Regions from separate parts of the Homo sapiens genome. Here region 1 is linked to region 2. The links are chromatin loops, found by intact Hi-C in ENCODE. Cell type or tissue: mammary epithelial cell. All regions are shown on one strand. Links, peaks and the distances in the headings refer to the core of each region. The heading gives the core; the rest is flanking DNA. Region 1 holds the start of LOC107984199 (a long non-coding RNA gene). Region 2 has its middle 12 kb from the start of LINC02561.

Region 1 (5,382 bases), core at 118-5,117, 350 kb before region 2:
AGGCTGGGTGCTACTGAGTTCCCACATCCAGCCCCCAACCTGTGCTTGTCCCACCACATGTGGCTCCCACATCCAGCAGGCTGAATCTAAAACTGGCCTGGTCTATAAGGCCGTTCCTCAGATGATCTGACAGCCCATGGATTAATTCTGTGTCACTTTCAAACAGGGCAATAGAGTTGTCAAGACTTGATAAAGCCCAATAATATTTCTAATAACAAGTAAACTGAAAGCCCAGCTGGGCACTGATTCTTATTTTGTGTTGGGCTCCCAGGCCAGCCTACAACGATGTGTTCCTTTGCATTCAACAAACATTCACAGCCAGGCTTCCTAAGCTGGAGTCCCTGGATGTGTGCTTTGCAGATCTTGGCTGTAAAGTATCTCACTGGTCTTTCTCTCTGGCACCTCTTGTTATGCCTCCAGCTGCAGCCAAGCATCTGGGCCTTGGTCACCGAGTGCTGTGATTGCAGGCACTCTGTGCTGACAAGTGACTTGGTTGCCTCAGACCAGGTGTGACTCATTATTTTCCTCCTGACATTCCAAGCACTGAAGTAAATGATTGATGGAGGGAAAGATCCAAAGTGTCAGAGAAGTCTCTCTCTTGGCCGTGAATAACAGGCTACCTTGAATTGGTGTTTCCTTTGCGTATTTTGTTTCTAAGCAAATCGAGTCCCAGGTAGAGTTTTGCCCTTGAGCAGCTTCATGAGGTCAAGGAGGGGCGCTCACTCCACTCTGCACGGAAACACTGAGTGGAATGAAAATACAACCGGAGAGAATGTCCTCCCCACCAGAAGGTCGCCTCGAGACAGGCCTCCACGCATCGTTGCTGACCTCACACAGTGATACCTCTGCATGCCGGGGAGCAATTCCATCCAAGTAAGTGGTGGGTGGGGACAGTTTCTCTCCCTCTGGGGACATGCCAGACTGAGTCCTTGGCAGTACTCTGTTTTCCCGGGAGGCCCTTTTGCCCAAACTGGGACATCTGGTTCCATTAGGAAATCAGAATGTTCCTCTGGGCTTGTGGCGTGCTCCCAGGTGGACACTCCTCTGGGAACGCAGCTGCCTAGGGCAGGATCATTTCACAGGACCTCAGGAAATTACAGGAGGAGCTTGGACCCAAATCCTCCCCAGTGCAGTCAGGAAACACGGCTGAGAGAGTGTTCCCTGCAAGGCCAGAAATGATGGCTTTAATATTACCTCTCTTTCTCTCTCATCTATCATCATCTATTCCTTCTCTCTATCATCTATTATCCCTCTATCTACCTATCCATCCATCAGTCATCTATCTATTCATTTATCTATCCATCCATTGATTATCTATTATCTATCATCTTTCAATTTTTTTTTAGAGACAGGGCCTCACTATCTTGCCCAGGCTGGAGTGCAGTGGCTATTCACGGGAGTGATCCCGCTACTGATCATTATGGGTGTTTAGACTTGCTCCATTTCCAATCTGGGCTGGTTCACCCCTCCCTAGGCAACCTGGCAGTCCCTTGATCCTGCGAGGTCACCATATGGATGCCAAACTTAGTGTGGACCCCTGATCTGTGTAGTGTACCACAGCTTGGAACTTCTGGACTCAAGCAATCCTCCTGCCTCAGCCTCCTGAGTAGCTGGTATTACAGGTGTCAGCCACTGGCTATCTATCTGTCCATCAATCATCTATTTATCTGTTTATTATCTATTGATCTATCATTGATCATCTGTTTATATATCTATCATCAATCAATCAATATATCTGTCTCTTGAGCTATCATCCATCTATTGATCTATCATTGATCTATTATTTAATGGGCACGTGTTGAATGTCTAATACATGGCTCTGAACTGAGTCTCGGGAAGGGAAATGCAAAGATCTTGGCTTCCCTTTAAGACCCTCCCATTTAGGAGAGGATAAAAGATGCATCAGCTTTATCAACATCGTCTCAACAGAAGCCAGAATGGAGTGAATGCCACACAAGAGGAAAACAGTGCTTGAGAATTCGTTGTTTTTAAAAAATGCATCATGGAGAAAGGGAATCTGAGCTCTGTATCTCCAGTCAAGGAATGATATGAACCGAAACACACATGTTCTGGAAAATTGATCAGATTGTGGCGTGTGGTGTAAACAGGCAGCTGGCAGAGCTGGAGGCCAGATATGGAGTTGGGAGAGGCGGTGAGAGAGGAATGTGAAAGCCAGGCCGTGCCTGCCAGTGCAGAGATGGACTGGACCGGACTGGGTGCCCAGGTGGATGAAGCCTGGGTGGGCGTTCAATAGCTGGGACACAATCTTTTCTCTTCAAATAGAACACCTATCAAGGGAGATCTCAGCATCAGGTGCCCCAGCCTGAGCAGTGCTTGCTGAAGGTGTGTGGAGCAGCAATGGTTGGTTGTCTCAGCGGACACAGGGGCTGTCATGTCTTTATCCTCCAGGCCTTGGAATGATGCTATTTGCTATGTGACATTTGAATCTCTGGAGCACTGACCTCGAGCCACCATGTGGTCTATTTAAATTGTGTGTTACTTGGCTATGGCTGCCATAACAAAAGACCACAGATTGGGGGCCTTAAACAATAGAAATACATTTTCCCCAAGTTCTAGAGGCTGGAAATCCAAGATCAAACTGTCAGCAGGTTTGGTTTCCCCTGAGGCCTCTCTCCTTGATGTACAAACCACCTTCTTTCTCATGGTGTCTTCACGCGGTCTCTCCTCCGCGTGTGCGCATCCTGGGTGTCTCTTCCTCTTCTTATAAGGAACCAGACCTATTTGGTTTAGGGCCTCAGTCTTATGACCTCATGTAACCTTAATTACACCCTCGAAGGCCCCAACTCCAAATACAGTCACATTGAGGGGTAGGGCGTCCACATATGAATTTGGGTGAGGGACACAAGTTAGTCCATACCATACGGCTACTTGGTATATTTCTTTTATCCTATAAGCTTCTAAAGACCAGGGGCCATGTTGTATTCACTTTCCACAGTGTCTGACACAGAGATAATCCCCATATACTGGTTGAATTAATTGGCTGCAGGATGAAGCCAGAGATACAGGGCTGCTGCCTCCAGCTGCCCAGGCTGTGCACTGCAGAGCTCCACCTAGAGGACGCCGTGAATATTGCTGCTTGGGGTTGTGTAGGGCTATGTTCTGCTGGTTGGCGATGATTTGGAATGTGTCTTTTTTCTTAATTTTCTAAACGTTGCCATGTTCTGCTTCCACAGCTGTGTAAACTCTGAGTGCCTCGAGTGTAAACAGTATTATATCTATTAGTCTGTGAGTAACAGAAACGTTATGTTAAACACAAGAAACCTCATGTCAAACACAAGAGGATTTTTTTTTTTTTTTTTTTTTTTTTTTTTTTTTACATAATAAGTCTGGAGATAGGCAGTTACTGCCTGTGGTTTAGAGCAGAGGTTTATAATTTTTTTTTTCTGATAGTCAATATTTTTAGCATTGTGGGCCAAGTGGTCTCGGTTACAACCACTCCCCTTTGTCATAGACAGGGCAAAATTAGCTCCAGACAAATAAATGAGCATGACTGTGTTCCAACAAAACTATTTACTAAAACAAGTAGTGGGCCAGATTTGACTCATGGGCTGTAGTTTGACAGCCCTCATGTATACCACAGCCAAAGCTTTTGCAGTTTTTTTGATCTTTTGACCATGGGACCCTCATGGTCCCAAGATGGCTGCTACAGCTCTGGTCATCATGTCTATCTTCCAGGCAGGAAGAAAATGGAAAGAGCTTGGCAAAAGGAGTGTCTGCCAGCCAAGCAAGCCTTGTGTATTTTTTTTTGATGTGTTTGTTTTACTTTGGGCACAGTGCCATCCCAAGCAATATAAGGTTTCTCTTACTGAGGAAGAACAGAAGAATAGACAGTAAGTAGCACCACTCAGCCCCTAGCACCACCACTTTAAAAAAAAATCCTCCAACTCCTAGAGTAGTACTGTGCTGAGCACACTGCAGGAAATCCATGAATAACGGCTTCTCGTTTCCTCTCATACTTGTTTCTGGTCACCTCTGGTCTCTTCACTTCATTATTAAATCCTTAGAGAGGACTACAACCTTCGCAGTCTAACTTTGTAAAAAGATGACTCAAATTTTCCGATTCTTGGTAAAAAAAAAACCACACACACCTCAACAGCTCCTTTCATGCTATATAGATTTCCAGGCAGGGAACAAAAGACAGAAAGAGACGGGAAGGCAGAAAGGAGACTATTATGCATTGCTGGCTCAGCAGTAATTGTTGGCAGCTTTCGGAGAGTCGGGAGGTGAGGGCTCAGGCGGCTTTGGGGCGTGATTGATGGGTTATGATGGGGACCAGGAGGCATCTGTCCTGTGTGTTTGAGGATTTGGGGAAGCAGATCCTGTGGTGCGTCTCAAGCATGCATTCTGATGCTGCCTCCTCCAGGAGTATTTTAGGAGAAGGCAGGGATTCTCCGCAAAACTCAGGCTCTGCTCTGTTTTCCATGAGTGTTTCCAAATCCCAGAGCTCAGACCCTGATGAAACTCTTTCAGTCTTGTGAGGCGTGGGGTGTGGCAGAAAGTCCCTAAGCTCCCAGACCCAGGGAGAGCAGTGTTCTCCGGGACCTACAGCGTAATAGTTTCTCTTTCTGCTCCCTCTCCTGCCATCCCTCCCCGCTTTCCAGAATGAGTCTATGGTGAGGACTGGATAGGACAGGAAGAAAGATGCCTGGAGTTAGTGTAGAATCAAGGAGATCTGACACAGAAAAGAAGGAGACGACCCTGGACCCGTCCAGCCTCTTCCCTTGATTTGGGAGTGGCCCGGAGGATGATCTGGGTCCCTGGTTTTCGAATCTCTTTGGCAGTTCTCTCTGACACCCGTCCTGGCCACAGCCCCTCCCTTTCCGACCCTTTCCTCACTGCATTCTCTTTCCAACCTTCCGTGTTTTTTTTTTGTTGTTTTTGTTTTTTGATGCATTGCTGGGAATGCCTGCTACAGACTTAATTAGGCCTCCTCCAAATTCATATTTTGAAGCCCTAACTTCCAATGTGATTATATTTGGAGGTAGGGCCTTTAAGGGGGTGAGTAAGGTTAAAGGAAATCATAAAGGTGGGACTGTTCTCTTCAAAAAAACTGGTGTTCTTATAACAAAAGGAAAAAGACACCAGAGATCTCTGTCTCAGACAGAAAAAGCTACGGGAGGACACAGTGAGAAAGTGGCTGTCTGCACGCCAGGACAACAGCCCTCACCAGAACCCAACCACACCAGCACTTTGACCTTGGACTTCCAGCTTCCAGGACCGTGAGAAAATAAATGTCTGCCGTTTAAGCCATCCAGACTGTGGTACTCCGTTATAGTAACCAGTGAGACAGTACCCACCCCACCTGCAGTCCTGGAAGGCACAGGTCAGTGTGTGGGTTCTGGATATTTGTGGCTTTAGCAA
Region 2 (5,382 bases), core at 224-5,223:
CTTACATGTGGGAGCTGAACAACACACAGGGATACTGGGAGGGGAACGACAGACATCGGGACCTTTTGAGGTTGGAGGATGGTGGAGGGAGGGGATCAGAAAAAATATTTATTGGGTACTATGCTTATTACCCAGGTGACAATCTGTACACCAAACCCCTGTGACACAGTTTACACATATAACAAACCTGCACATGTGTCCCTGAACCCAAAGTAAAAGATTAAAAAAAAAAAGGAAAATGCCATTGTGGAAATACATGGATTTTCTCTGAGTCAGGCAGATCGTTGACTCCTCTTACTCCTGTTTTATAGACCCCCAAGAGCAAGGCTGGTGAAGCCACCGAAGTGGCTATTGATGCAGGCTTCCGTCACATTGATGCGGCGTTCTTCTACCAAAACGAGGAGGAGGTCGGAAAGGCCATTCGAGAGAAGATTGCTGATGGCCCTGTGAAGAGAGAGGACATTTTCTACACCACTGAGGTGAAATTTCTGTGTGTGCAGTGGCCAGAGGCCACCGTCAGTTCAGATGTATTATTTAGAAAAACAATGTGGTCTCAGAACAATGTATTTACCTAATATTGTGAAGGCACATTATCAAAACATAGGAACAATGTATTTCTTACCTAATATTGTGAAGGCACGTTATGAAAACATAGAAAAGGCTTTTCTCTGAGATGTGTGAAAGGTGGGACACTGTTCTTCAATGTCTCTGAGCGGCAGGTATTATTCATATATGAGATGAGATCGATAATACTTAAGTAACTGTTATACGATTACCCAAGGCATTCTGGGGCCACTCCGTTGATTGTTCAGTAATTGTTCTCAGGACGTATCAAGTGAGGTTGGGATGTTATTCAGAAAAGGGAGCCAGACTGGGAAATACTTTTTTATTTTTCAACTCAGCATTGAGTTTCCTGAATGTTATAACATTTTCCTAGGGTGGAAAACCTTTCTTCCAATGTAAATAAAGCCTTGGTTACTGGCGATACAGCCTATGCCTGTTTACACTGACGACAACTTGTTTTTAGAATGCATCTCTCAGCAGAATTGTTTTGAGGAATTCATTATACAGGACAGTAGATTCCATTCCCCGTGTCCTGACATTTCTCGACTGCTCTCAGAGGACGATGCCATTAACCCTTGATGCATTAAAGTTGATTTTCCTGCTCCATCTAAGTTTTATTCACAGTTTTCTTACATTGCAGTCATTCAAGTAAATCTCAGCATCTCATCAAGGATGTAATTTACCCTGAATAATACAAATGTAGCCCCAGTTCTTCTAGTTTGAGACCACAGTGTTTTGTTACTCATGTGTCAATTTCTGTTATGTTTAATTTTGGTCCCCAAGTGTGTGAAATCATAAGCTACTTTTTATTTCTTTTGTTCACTGCAGCTTTGGACAACTTTCTTTAGACCAGAATTAGTTCGCCCAGCCCTGGAAGGGTCACTGAAGAAACTTCAACTGGACTATGTCGATCTCTTCATTATCCACAATCCATTGGCTATGAAGGTCAGCTTTTGTTTTTTCCTTCTTATGCCCCAAACAGTTTCATCACTGTTACTAGCACCTCCATTGTCTCATTCCAGCTTGATTTCCTGGGTTCTTTCCGAGAGGGGTAGGTTTGAGTGAATTGCATAGAATTGCTAAATCATTCACGAGTCTCCTTCACAGCCGAATGACATTGCAATTTTCTGTCTGTGCTCATCCCCCAGCCTTAAGCGAGATGCAGGTTCGATGATCTCACTTCCTCTATGCTAGAAACATGAGGGCATTGCCCTGCATTTCTTAGTGCTTGTGTTCCTGAGTGTAGGTTCTGAGCTATTAGGTTACTACAGACTACAGAGATACAACGTGAAATCTCCACCTCTTTATGGTGAGGGTCTCTCCCGTATGTACCCTCAGCCCACAGGAGAGAGAGGTACATGGGATGGCACATGTGGCACAACTGGACTCCTTTGGGCTTCAGTGATCCAACCTCTCATCACAGTGGACATTGGCTGAGCACATCTGATGTCCTCATTATCCAAGTTGGGTGAGCATAAACGGGGGCTAAACACACTGATCAATAGTTATGGTAAGCGCTGTCTTCCACACCAGCCTGTCCTTCAGAAATGAAATAAATTTCAACTGTAGGGACGGCATTCTTAGTGAAGTGTGGGGGTGTATGGAGGAAGGAGCCTGCAGGTAACTGGAGAAAAAGTGTTTTGCTACAGTCTCTCAGACTGTTCTCATCTTTCTTTTTTCCCATGTCTTCTCTTACCAACCCTCACCCCAAACACGCACATGCACATCCACACATATCCATATCCACACACATACACTCATGCACACACACATATGCACACAGGCACACACACATGCACACACATACACACGTCTGCACATGCAGACACACAAGCACATACATCCACACACATGCACGCATGCATGTTCAGATTAATAATCACAGCCTTCTGAAAGTGGTGTGGCTAAGCTCCTTAGGCGCCAGAAAGGGAATTCTCATAGAAAACCTTCTTCTTTATCCTCTGTTTTCCAGCCTGGGGAGGAATTGCTGCCTAAGGATGCCAGTGGAAACATTATTTTTGATACTGTGGATCTTCGTGACACATGGGAGGTATGTTCTGCTGCAGACACCAGGTGGCACTGTGTGGTGAGGTTGGAATCACAGAAGGAGGGGTCAAAAGAGATGGGGTTTTGCTCCAGCAGTTGTTTGACCTCAGACGTGGAACTTCTCTGCGCCTCCGTGTTCTCATCGTTGAAGTGAGGGAGTGGAATGAGATAACCCCTACGGTCCATTTTTAATTTTAACTTCTATGGCTCTACATAGACATGGAAGCAGCTTTACCCCTGAGATCAGGTTGAGGACATGAGCCCTAAAGAGGAGTCAGCATAGAGAAGCACAAAAGGAGTCAGCGCTTTATCCCGGGACAGAAACACATCACAGAGGAGGAATAGCTGCGGCCTGACTCAGCAGGAGGGTGGAAGGTGCAGGACAGTGAACCCGCCCTTGCAACACCTATACCATTCATTTATTTTTATCGTTGTAGAAAGAGGTAGCAACAAACCCTTTACTAGAGGAAAAGCTGAGAGTTTCTTTTGCCCTTGACTATGGTGTAGTTTGTTAACTATTGCATCCTAACAGCAAAATAGGTACCATAGAAGAGAGTGGGATAGGTAAGAGGAAATGGAAAAGCAGCTTTATGTTTATTTGGTGTCCCCAGTGTGCATGTAATAGAATTAAGGAGACAAATATGTACGCAGAACAAGAAAAGGCATTCAAAATTAATTTATTCAAGGGATAAAACGGTTTGATTCATTATAATCGTAGTATATCATAAATCAGATTTTCGGTTTATAAAAAGTCAGTGACAAACGAAATGGACAAACTACAGTAAAGGTCTACCACCCATTTCCTCCCTCCCCAGGCCCTGGAGAAGTGCAAAGAAGCAGGTTTAACCAAGTCCATCGGGGTGTCCAATTTCAATCACAAACTGCTGGAACTCATCCTCAACAAGCCAGGGCTCAAGTACAAGCCCACCTGCAACCAGGTGAGCCGTTAGCCCACCGGGGCCTTCTCTGACTTTCTGCTCTTTACACACTTCCTGCTTAATCATGCTTCCAAGTTTCTGGCTTTATATCACCTGTGTAGATGACAGCTACTTTCATAGAAATAGAAAATACTAGAGAAAAACAGTTTGAGTGGAGTAGAAGAGCCTGACTTCAGTTCTTTGGGGATGGGTGTGAAGTTCCTATGAGACAGCCAAGCGGAGGCAGAGTTGGGAGGTGGTCGCTTTGGTCTGGAGCTCAGGGGGTGGAGGTGGAGACACAGTGTTTGAAATTATTGCTGTATAGATGGTAACAACTCACAGACAAGGATTAGCTCTCCTAGGGAAAGTTCATGGAATGAAAAGGAACAGGCAGGAAAGTTCACAGGAGAGGGTGAGGCAGAGAGGCACTGGCAAGGAGATTGAACAGGAGCTGCCAGACAGGTGGAGACAGCCAGGAGACTGTGGTGTCGGGAGCCAAAGAAAGAGCATTGAAGTGGCTTGAGTCAGACATAGGTAGGTCCTACTGTGAGCAAACACTCCAATAGGGAAAGATAAAAGTGGCTGGATTTAGTGGCATGGAGGTTATGGGAAGCCATGCAGGGCCTGATCCAGAGTGGTAAGCACTAAAGCCAGATCAGAGGAAAGGAGTGAGAAAGAGGAGGTGTATAAATCGTAATCAAAACATATGATTTTAAAAGAAACATCCAATATAGCCAAATATCAAACATGATTTATGACATTGTTAAGTTTAAAGCTTTGTGTAGACCATTTTGATAATTATACAAAAAGCAGTTCAAAAATGTATACTCTGTCTTAGTTTTATATTTCTAGGGATATTTGTAGACAAGACGTGTTAAAAACTCCCATCTATATTATATAGTAATATAATATATATTAACATATATATATAATTTCTAAAACCAAATGATTAGAATTTTGAATATCCACAAATGAGGAATTAATTAAAGTTCTGATGGCTTCATAGAGATCTTTGAGAGGATATTATGAAGACTAATAGCAAAAAGGGAAAGCTTATGTTATAATATTATATCAAAAGTATATCAGAGAATTATATACTATTCTGTTTTTCAGGATGCTTTTAAGCCACAAGAAACAGAAAACTCAATTCAAACGGGCTTAAAGTTGATTCATTTATAGAAAGTTTGGGTCTTTGTTGCTCTAGAAGCTGTAAGATACTCTCTTGAAATGAATATATTTTGTCTGTGCTCCATGTTTGATCGCTTCAGAATGGCTCCTCATGGCAATTGGGCTATAGGTCTCCTCATTCATGTTCAGCACAGCAGAGAGGGTTTTCTGGAGCTGTTTCTAAAGAGAGAAGAATAATGGTCACAGAAGTTTTCTAGCAATTTTTTTCTCATGTTTCATTGGCTTGAACAACATATTGTGCCTTTCATAAACCAATTAATGTAAGAGAAAGGAAGTTTGTGACACAAAAGTGTGAACTGGCTTCTTCTGGGGCACAGAAACTGAATATGGAGGAAGGGAGAAATAACTGAACAAAATCAGGATTCTTATAAAATATGCTAATCTATACTATTCAGTACATATACTAATTTTAAATTATTTAACATCTTAAGAATAATAAAAATGACTAAAATTAAGCACACAAAATGATTAGAGGTTGCTACGTGGTTCTGGTAAAATTCTAGGTGACCTTGTTGTATTTTTTCCTATATCTGACATGAAAATATTTCTTTTATAACTTTTAAAAGTTTTTATTTTTGTAAATTTTTAAAAAAAGATATAGAGAATATGAGGAGTTCAAAAAGTTCATGGAAAAATGGAATTAAAAGATGTTTATAAATATATGAAC

What was found. Hi-C counts contacts between places; a loop is a spot of excess contacts. Peaks named below come from ENCODE experiments on the same cell type or tissue, not always from the same donor. Only the 100,000 strongest peaks of a DNase experiment are listed, where the experiment ranks them.
Region 1: a loop joins it to region 2, with 3 times the contacts of the local background. A loop is called at or near these places in 4 of 110 quality-filtered maps.

Annotation. Positions count from the first base shown.
Region 1 is chr10:5,627,718-5,633,099 of GRCh38, reverse strand. It overlaps LOC107984199 (a long non-coding RNA gene), which reads left to right and starts at 75. Exons shown (of 2, transcript XR_001747344.2): 1 at 75-873. It also overlaps the pseudogene RN7SL445P. In mammary epithelial cell, for the core only: a CTCF peak has its summit at 3,074 (motif pointing left); DNase peaks (open chromatin) are centred at 529 and 3,079.
Region 2 is chr10:5,280,942-5,286,323 of GRCh38, reverse strand. It overlaps the pseudogene AKR1C7P. Among named protein-coding and RNA genes, the nearest start is that of LINC02561, 12 kb to the right of the region's middle. RefSeq lists an enhancer at 1,564-1,858. In mammary epithelial cell, for the core only: a CTCF peak has its summit at 2,635 (motif pointing right); DNase peaks (open chromatin) are centred at 2,693 and 2,903.